2 separate regions of the Mus musculus genome follow, and region 1 is linked to region 2. The links are chromatin contacts, found by POLR2A ChIA-PET in ENCODE. All regions are on one chromosome and are shown on one strand. The core of a region is the stretch at or near the end of the contact, and the rest is flanking DNA. Distances in the headings are between cores, read along the strand shown. Region 1 overlaps Hspb7 (heat shock protein family, member 7 (cardiovascular)). Region 2 overlaps Gm13056 (predicted gene 13056).

What was found. ChIA-PET counts read pairs that join two places held with the same protein, here RNA polymerase II (POLR2A).
Region 1: POLR2A ChIA-PET joins it to region 2 with 50 read pairs in embryonic stem cell. The contact joins two enhancer-like sites. POLR2A ChIA-PET finds 5 or more read pairs at or near these places in 4 of 5 experiments (Patski and embryonic stem cell).

Annotation. Positions count from the first base shown.
Region 1 is chr4:141,422,765-141,427,643 of GRCm38, reverse strand. Hspb7 (heat shock protein family, member 7 (cardiovascular)) reads right to left here. Exons shown (of 3, transcript NM_013868.4): 3 at 2,334-3,765. The coding sequence ends at 3,586. Among named protein-coding and RNA genes, the nearest start is that of Hspb7, 4.4 kb to the right of the region's middle. Within about 2 kb of position 3,408, at least 1 of the 3 ENCODE cell types and tissues checked has a DNase peak (open chromatin) inside an H3K27ac peak, as active enhancers do.
Region 2 is chr4:141,279,693-141,284,386 of GRCm38, reverse strand. It overlaps Gm13056 (predicted gene 13056), which reads right to left. Exons shown (of 2, transcript NR_151527.1): 2 at 4,593-4,694. Among named protein-coding and RNA genes, the nearest start is that of Gm13056, 3.6 kb to the right of the region's middle. Within about 2 kb of position 2,911, at least 1 of the 3 ENCODE cell types and tissues checked has a DNase peak (open chromatin) inside an H3K27ac peak, as active enhancers do.

The DNA of each region.
Region 1 (4,879 bases), core at 2,159-4,658, 140 kb before region 2:
TGCAACACAGCGGTTAAGCTCTACCCTCAATTGCTTTCCCCTGGAGGGATGGATCAGTCCAAGAACAAGTCCTGATGGGCTAGGGACAGTGTGTTTATTTACAAGTGGCTGCAGCCATTACAGAGTACGGAGAGCTTAAGCTACTTGCTCAATGACACACTGTTTAGAGGCATCAAGCCAAGATTTTGACCCTAGGTGACCAGCCTTCAGGACTGAGGAGGGACCCCCCCCCCTCCTCTTTACTGAGGCTCCTTTGATTTTTTTCTGTGCCAGATTTGGGAGCAAGAGCAATTGACTGGGAAGCAAGCAGAGAGCACACAAGAAGAGGTGCTGGTCTGGGAGAGGAGAATGAGACTAGGGGTTGGAGTTTGGGGATCTTTAGTCCACACTTATGATTCAACTATGGGAACGCTGTTACTGTGTGACTCAGGGTGAGACAACATCCCTCTCTGAGCCTGGGCCTCATTATCATAGAGTTTGGACTAGATCCCCGAGACATAGGCTGGCCAAGCAAATGGACGGGTCAGCGTCTCTGCACCAGGCATGCGCTATTTGCTGAAATTCTGTTGAAGACAATCTGGAAGGAGTGCAGGCCTGAAACTCTACTTCTGTTTGTTTGTTTTAGAGAGGCTCTAATATAACCCGAGCGAGCCTCAAACTGTGTAGCCAAAGATAACTCTGAACTCCTGATCCTCCTGTATTGGGTCCCAGAGTGCTGGGATTTCAGACATGCACCCCCACACCCGGAGCTTGCAAGACAGGCACTCTACCAAGCTACACCCAGCCAGGACTCTGCCTTTGAGACTAAACTCTTGGATCTGTATAGCTTGTAGGAGGAAGTCTTTGGCCTTTGGAAGCCCAAAGCTTTGCTAATCTCTTATTCCCTGGTGCTTGGGGCAGCCCCTGGCTTGGCTCGTAGGCCTCTGAGGGTTCCGTCTGTCTTTTCAGCTTCTCTTGGTCTTTCCCCAAAGTTACAAGACATAGGAATCCCCCCTTCCCTCTATATTCTGAAGAAGTAAAGGCTTCCGTGTCTGGGAGCGAATGGAGCATGTCAGCTCAGATCAACAGTTTTCCTGAGCCACAGGCAAGAATTTAAGTCCCAGCGATGGCACTTCCAAGCTGGACGACTTTAGATCATTTACTTGACCCCTCTGAACTTCCATGTCTATCCTTGTGAACCGATAACACAATCTTTCTCTCAGGATTGCCAGGGTGTCTGGCTCACACTGGGCACTCAAGGAATGGGGCTCTCAGAATTAAGCTTCGCCAGTGGGGGCGGGACCTGCAGCCAGATCTATATTTAGTCTACAAAGGGTGGGCCAACCCTGGTGCCCCAGCAGGCGGAGCTGAGGAGAGACTCGTGGATGACCGCCCCCACCCCACCCCCACCCTCATCCCGTATCCCCACCCTCCCGGTCAGCAGGGTCACCTTGGCTGGAGCGACAGCCCAGGGCTCCCTTAGACCAGAAGAACCTGGTTTCCAGCGGCAGGAACCTGTGCAGTGGCTGCGACGTGTGGAACAGCCTACTAAGACCTGGGATGGGTGGCACAACCCCACCCCATCCACCTCTGGGGCAGTACCCCTTCCAGCGCTGGCTCTCCGGCTGACGTGGTCTTCTCGCCAAGGTGAACCTGACCTCGGGTGGGGGGTCGAGTGGAGAAGGTTGTCAGCCCCGCCCCCCACCCCAGCCCCGCGCTGATGAGTGTTGGGGCTGCAAATAGCCCAGCGGAATCCGTGACTCACGAGGCTGGAAATACTGCGCCCCCACCTTCCCTCCCTGTTCCGACCGCAGCCGCCAACGTAGCTGCTCTGGGGAGCAGCCTGACACTCTGATTTCAGTAGCTCCTGGGGCTGGGGGGTGGGTAAGGAGCGAGGGGACCCCCCTCCACCCAGAACACGCCAAGCCTACATCTATCCAGCACCCCACCCTGCAGCGGCCCTACCCCCTGATTCCAATTGGTTGTATCTTCGGAGCTGTGTGAGCTTGGGCCAATCACTTAGCTTCTCTGGGCCTCCGAGGCTTCATCCAGGAGAAAGGCTACGTTTGTAGCCCTTGGCTTGTGACAGTGCAGAACACAGTGCTGGCTGAGTCCAGCTCAGACATTCCTCTTGAACTAAAGAATGAATTCAAAGCGAAGGGCAGGCAGCCTGGAGACAGGTGCTGTAAGCGTTTTTGAAGAAAATCGCGGGGATTTCTGCAAGCGGGTTTGAGAATAGGATACCTCTCCCACACATGGAAACTTTAAGCTTCCTTCCCCAGCCGAGAAGTCCTCCCCATCCACTCCGTCCCTCCTCCTAGGTCGAACTTCAGGTGGGGTCTCCACAAGTCTGTCATATTGTCCTTTTATTGTGTACAGGTTATAGACTAGACTCCCACGACCCCACCCCACCCCCTCCTCCACAGGGTCCTAAGACTGTAGAGGCCCCTGGGACCCCGATTAGCAGTGAGCTTCCCCCTTTACACCCGATTCTACACGCAGAGACTGAGTCAGAGCCCAGGTCCCCCAGGGTTAAGGCTGACAAGGGTTTTTGCCCTGAATTTGGGGGCCAGAAGAGATCTGGTTTGGGGTTCTTCTTGTGGCCACCATCTGCAGTTAGGGCGAAGCAGGGCATGTGGCTCAGGAGAGGTGGAATGGGGGGGAAGTGTCCCCAGTACACAGAGGGGAGAGTCTGAGAGCCGCTGAGGCAGCGCTGGCTTCAGAGACAAACCTGGGCATCCAACTGGCTCAGAGACGCCAGTCTCCATTGATGAAAACAGAGATGCTAACTGTGACTCTTAGAATGCTTTGAATTGGGCTCCAACCAGTGGGAATGAGTATTTAAGGCATAGGACAATGGCGCGCGCGCGCGCGCGCGTGTGTGTGTGTGTGTGTGTGTGTGTGTGTGTGTGTGTGTGTGTGTGTGTGTGTGTGTGTGTGTGTGTGTACAAGTCCTGGCTCTTCCTCTCACTTCCAAAGAGGACCCTCTCTGCAGGGGAAGCCACCCAGGAGCCCTGGGCTCTGGCCTCATGCACCAGCAGCTGGAGATAGGAGCCTCATGTCATTTTAATAAACCCCATCTAGGTACAGGTGTCTTTGTCTGGTACATGTAGCTGTTAGAGCCTCAGGGTGACAGGTAGCCCTGGGTTTGAGGTTTCGAGAGTTACAAGGAAGGTAACAGTCATGGCTATCTCTCTGGCTTCCCTGAGGCAGTCTACCTAGGCCAGAAGCCCTGCTTGTGGCCAGCCTCTCATTTGCCAGGAAGGGGCTTCTGGTCCCCTGCCCTGCAGAAATGCCATTGAAGCCGCCACTCTGTGTTAGACTCTGCCCTCGTCTTGCTCTCCAGGTTGGTACCTCAGCCCCTCTATTGTGAACTTAGATAGGGAGGGTCTATCTGGGTGAGAGCAGACAGGTCCCTGGACTGCGTTGGATGGAGAGGGATGCCCTAGTTTGGGGCAGGGGTGACCCACCTGGGGCCTGAGAGTGTGTGGAGTGACTGGGGCCTAGGCTGAGATGTTCTGAGGGGTCATTGTCAGGGATCATGGTGACCTCACCGGCAGGCCAGTGGGGGAGGAGATAAGGGGGAGGCCAGGGGTGGAGAGACCCTCAGATTTTTATCTCAGTCCGGAAGGTCTGCTGGACATGTTCTGTGTGGGGGTGGCGCCGCGCCCGGATGGTGAGGCTACCATCCTCTCGAAGGGCCGAGGTCACCGATGTTGGGTCCACATCCTCTGGTAGTTGGCACTTGTGAGCAAAGGTGTTCATGACTGTGCCATCAGCTGCCAGCTGGGGGACAGATGACAGGTCAGGAATGGCTGCCCTAGCCTTAGCCTCACCCCAAAATCAAGCCAGAGTCTCGTCTTTGCTCTCTGTCTTCAGTTACCCCACTGTGTGATGAGGGGTTCAGCTATCAGGGTACAAAAGATCTGGCCAGGGGTGTTGGGGTGCCCAGGATCCCAGGGCTGTGCAGAGGGACTCAGAGGCCTTCTAGGGGTCCCCAGGGAAGCTGGGTATAGGATGGGGCTGGGTGGGGCTCAATAAGGGTTGAGCTTCCACAGCAGTGACTGGAAGTCTGAGATTCTTGAGCCATAGTGGGGAGATGACACAGCTGTGCCCTCTGGCTCCCCAGGCACCCTGAGTGTCCACATCAGGGCCCCTGCCCTCCCCCACGAGCAGCCCAGCACATAGTGTTCAGTGGAGCTGGCTGGCTGAGTCACTCTTGGGATGTGGGGCTGGCACGTGCGGCCAGTGGCGCAGTCCTCGAACCCCTGGCAGGGTTTCCCAGTGTCCAGCCTGAGTTAGGAGAGCTAGCCAGGCTTGGGGGTGGCAGGAAGGTGTTGATAAATATCCTCTAAGAATATTTAAGAATATCCTTAAGCACAGGCTTAAGAGCTGGGATAGCTGCTGGCCGTGCTCCTCTGATGATCTAGGTACCCTGAGACTCCGGGTAAGGTACATGAGGTGGAGGGTGGTTGTGACTCAGCTTCAGGGCTTTCTGCTCAGCCTCAGTCCCAGTATGGAGGTGCCACGACAGGACCCAGACTTTTGGCTCTGGGATGAAGGCGAGGTAGAGATGTGGTAGGAATGGACCGTGTTGCCCAGGTTGGGTGTGTCATTGCCACCTCCTCTACCCTGTGCCAGGGAGCTGTCCCTCCTGCACCGTGGTCACTTTCCACCATGGTGACTGTCCTCATCTCCTCACCCCCCTTACATCTCCATCACTCAGGTTCCTCTCTGACCTCATCCCAGGATCCCTTGCCCATCCCTAGAGGGTCCTCAGGTGCCATGGCATGGTCCCCAAAGACAGGTTCTGTGACCCTTAGGTTGGAGAGGGACTGTAAAGGTCCCTGGCCCGTGAGCCCACTGGGAAAGGGCTGTAGTTTACCCTGGGTACAGACAG
Region 2 (4,694 bases), core at 1,662-4,161:
GCAACAAAAGGAGACAGGGTAGTGGGTACCACCAGCAGGTTGAGGATTCTCAGAGGTTTCAATGTATAGAACTCAGACCATAGCAAAGGCTGGGTCTGAATGCAGAATATGCACGTGTGCCCTTGTGTGCACACTTGAGCAGAACCCGTGACTGCTTAGAGTGAACCTGCTCCCCTCCCCCACCCTCTGGGAACACCTTCATAACGTCCTCACTTCTAACCAAGGGCCCTATATTACAGGACTGAAGACTGTGTCCCTAGGGAGAAAGGGAAGCCCCGCCTGCTGGGGCTCTCCAGACCCTGCGGATCAGACTGCACATTAAAGCTGCGAGTCAGCCCGTGTCTCTCCGAGGCTTTGGGCTACAGTTTTTGCCTGGCTTGAGCCCCAGGCATTCTAGGAGCCAGATTCTCCCAGCTAAGAGTGATGAACAACTCAGCTGTAGACCACCCCTGGGGGCATCTGAGAGCATCAGGGTGTGTGTGTGTGTGTGTGTGTGTGTGTGTGTGTGTGTGTGTGTGTGTGTGTGTTAGTGTGGTGTGTCTTTTCAGGAGCCCTCAGCTCTGAGCCAGGATCCAGGGACAAGGTCCCCAAGTGGAGGAGGTTAAGGCAGACAGCCATGACTTCATTTCTAGGCAAGGGGACTGGAGCCCCAAGGTCACACTCCTGGGCTACCGCCAGCCAGCAAGGACAGAGACTTTAGGACTAGCTTATTTAACAAACGAGTGTGGACGCATATGGAGGTTTTTCCGACCCCCACCCCATCCCTGGCTCTCTCTCTCTCTCTCTCTCTCTCTCTCTCTCACACACACACACACACACACACACACACACACACACACACACACACACACACACACACACACAGTCCTTCTCTACTGACCTTCTGGGTCTCCCTTTCTTTGTCTGTCCCTTCTCTCACTATCCTGTTTTGTGGAGGCAACAACTTCCCCAGCGTGGGCGACTCTGGTGTGGCTCAGGCCTCAGCCCTAGTAGAGAAGCCTGCCCCTCGCTGGAAGGTCTGTCTGAGAAGCTGAGACCCCTAGCTCCTGCTTCCACATCGAGTCTCCTCCAAGTCTCTTGTCTACACTCTGAGTGTCTAGGATGTAGTTCCGAAGTGGGAAATAAGTTTTAAAACACACAGCCGGGTGTGGTGGCGCACATCTTTAATCCCTGCACTTGGGAGGCAGAGGCAGGTGGATTTCTGAGTTCGAGGCCAGCCTGGTCTACAAAGTGAGTTCCAGGACAGCCAGAGCTATACAGAGAAACCCTGTCTCAAAAAACCAAAAAAAAAAAAAAAAGTTTTAAAACACAGTGGAGCGCTTGTCTATCTCAGAGGAAGGGAGGCCTTGAGGTTCATCCTCAGAATTAAGCAAACACAGTGACTGGGGTGGTAGGTGGGTCCCATGCTGCAATCAGAGGAGACCAGGGAGCCCGCGGCTGCCTAAGGAAGCATGGAAGTGTGGGGCAAAATCAGGCAGAAGAGGAAGGGCATCTCCTTGCCCAGGTGCTGTTTGTATTTTGATGTTAATGCTGCTTCCTCCAGAGGGGCTGCCTAGACAGGGAGTGGATCACGTACTTGGGTGATTTCAAAGGACCCTTCTCCCCATTTAACTAATAAAGGCCACATCTGTGATCGGGCAGTGGAAGGGAAAGGTGGGGCTGGAGATTTTAGAGAGGGAGAAGAGAGGACGAAGGAGAGGCAGCCAGAGAAAGAGGAGGTGGAAGAAAAGTGGAGTAGAACCATGTGTCCCAGAGACACCACCAATAGCAGGGGATCTCGTAGCTGGGAATAGAGCAGTGTAGTGGCAAATCTGCCCAATCAGGGCATACAGCTTATAAATACTGTAACTGAGTTGTGTGCTCTTTGCAAGCGGTTGGAGATTTACTGCAACACGTGGCCAGATTAGCTTCTGTGCTTCTTAGATCCCTGGGTACTTCCTGAGAGGGTGAGCCTCCTCCACCCCCACTTCCTGAGGGACCCCCACCTAGCACAAGGGACTCCAAAGAAGTACCAAGCCCTTGGCTGGTCGCCACTTTGCCCAGGACAACCATACTGCACTTGTCCCTCTCTACCCCTGCTTCTCGTGCCAGGCAGAGGAAAAAGTGCTGGACAATTCAGGAACTGAGTCACAGGTCCTCCAGACACACCCTGTGCCCTCCCTGTGCCTTGAGACACACCCTGTGCCCTCCCTGACCTCAGTTTCCCCATCTGTGTAAGTGAGGCTTGCCTCTGCGTGGAATCCCACCTTCCTGTCTGCTGTATTTCTTTACCTTCCCATCTCCATCTCTGGAAGGAAACTGAAACATCTAGGCAGGAATGCGGCCTGCCTCCCAAAGTGCAGAGGCACCCCCTTAGCCTGACCTCAACTCCCCCAGACCTGAGGCACTCGGGCACCCGGGGGCGTGCAAGGACAGGACCTTGGATGCCATCATTGGGAGGAGAGGGGCACAGTGTGTGTGTCTATGTGTGTGTGTGTGTGTGCTCACACTGTAGAGTGTGCACCACTCTACAGTCAATGGGTCAATGTTGATCTCCCTAGAAGCCCTGGAGTCAAGCCGGGGCTAGAGAGGGATGGGAGGGGTGCCTGAGTGTAGAGAGGAACTTCCCCCTCCCAAGCCAAGGTTGGGGCCCATTGGTAGGAGAAGTGCAGTCAGGGCAGCCTGAGTGGCAGCCACCAGCACAGTAGGTGTTGCTCTCTGCTTGGCTTCTGAACTTGACAGGGAGGGCAGTTGAGGCAGCTATATGGACACCTCTGCTGGCTACAGGAGCCTGGAGTCTCCTTTGCTCCCTCCTCCCTCCCTCTTCCCTCCCTCCCTTCCTTCCTCCTCTTTCATGTTCCTCTTCTATTCCCCCCCCCCTTCCTGAGAGCCTGGTGTTAAACATTTACCAGCCCCTGGCTGGAGGCCACCACCAGTATCCCCAAGGGATCCCTGCCTTAGAAAGTCTGAGCTCAGATGCCCTGAACCCTGGTCTCAGGCCAGGTGACAGATCTGAGCCTGTGGTCCGAAAAACGTAGGGGAAAGGCCATGCGTTCCTCGTCACTAACAATTAGCTTCTCTTTTGACGCCATCATGACAATTTCCTGTGCAGGGCAGGGAAGAGTCCTGACTGTCCCCTTTGTGGTAAAGATTGAAGGGCTTACAGGTTCAGAGCCCCTGGACACGAGGGCAAGCCCTGCCCTGTGACACTGTCATCAATTGAGTAAATATTTGCCAAGTACCTCACTTAACCTCTGGGGTATGTTTCTTCAGCTAGACGGGCTCATTTGGCTGCATTCACTATTCATTCGTTCATTCATTCATTCGTTCATTCATTTGTTCATTCATTCATTTGTTCATTCATTCATTTGCTCATTCATTCATTCGTTTGCTAATTCATTCATTCTCTCACTCATTCATTTGTTCATTCATTCATTTGCTCACTCATTCATTTGCCCATTCATTCATTCATTCACTCACTCATTCATTTGCTCACTCATTCATTCACCCCCCACTCATTCTCTGGGTAGCTCCTGTCAGGTGGTGTGTAGGAAGATAGCAACATCTGGATATTTATGCCATGAATCCTGGCTCAGTTCTGGCTCAGCCCCACCTTCTTATGTTTTCTGGGCCTCAACCTTTCTTCCTGTATAATGGCGTCATGCAAGGGAGCTTTCCAAGTTCTCTCTGAGTCTACCTGGTGGAACAAGGCCCCAGCTGAGGCCACTGGTCATCAGGGTGACTAGTCCAGCAAGAGCTCAAAAGGTCACCAGCTCACACCCTGGAACAAAGCTCCTGCCACAAACTCATGCCAGTAACTTTAGCTCTCAGGAGGCTGAGGCAGAAGGATGGCAAGTTCAAGACCATCCTGGGATAAATAGCAAGTCCCTGTCTCAAAGGTTGAAAACCAAAACATGAGATTAAAATGGTCAGTTGTAGAGTGTGTACGTTATTACAATAAAGACACAAACCAGAATGGTGCCTGGCTCAGTGAGTGATGTAGCCTGCTGCCAAGCCTGACAGAGTGGGATCTGTAGGACCTACAGGGCAGGAGGAGAGAATGGACATCTGAAGGCTGGCCTCTGACCTCCTGGCACACACACTGTCATACACACACACACACAGACATATACACATACACTGTAATACAAAGATTTTGTTTTGTTTTGTTTTGTTTTGTTTTGTTTTGAGACAGGGTTTCTCTGTGTAGCCCTGGCTATCCTGGAACTCACTCTGTGGACCAGGCTGGCCTCGAACTCAGACAGAGATCTGCCTGCCTCTGCCGCCCGAGTGCTGGGATTAAAGGTGTGCACCACTACGCCCAGCTTTTTTTTTTTTTTTTTTTTTTTTTAAATTAAGAAATACAGAACAGGGCAGGGTAGTGCACACCTTCAATTCCAGAACTTGGGAGACAAAGGCAGTAAGATCTCTGTGAGTTCAAGGTCAGCCTGGCCTACGATGCAAGTTCCAAGCCAGCCAGGGTTACATAGTAAGACCACCCCCACCAAGAGAGAGAGACACACAGACAGAGACAGAGAGAGACGGAGGGAGGGAAGGAGGGAGGGAGGGACAGAGACAGGGAGGGGAGGGCTATTTGCTGATTTCTAATTTTATTTTATTTTTTTTCCATTTTTTATTAGGTATTTAACTCATTTACATTTCCAATGCTATACCAAAAGTCCCCCAGATTTCTAATTTTATTTGCAGTGCTTCAC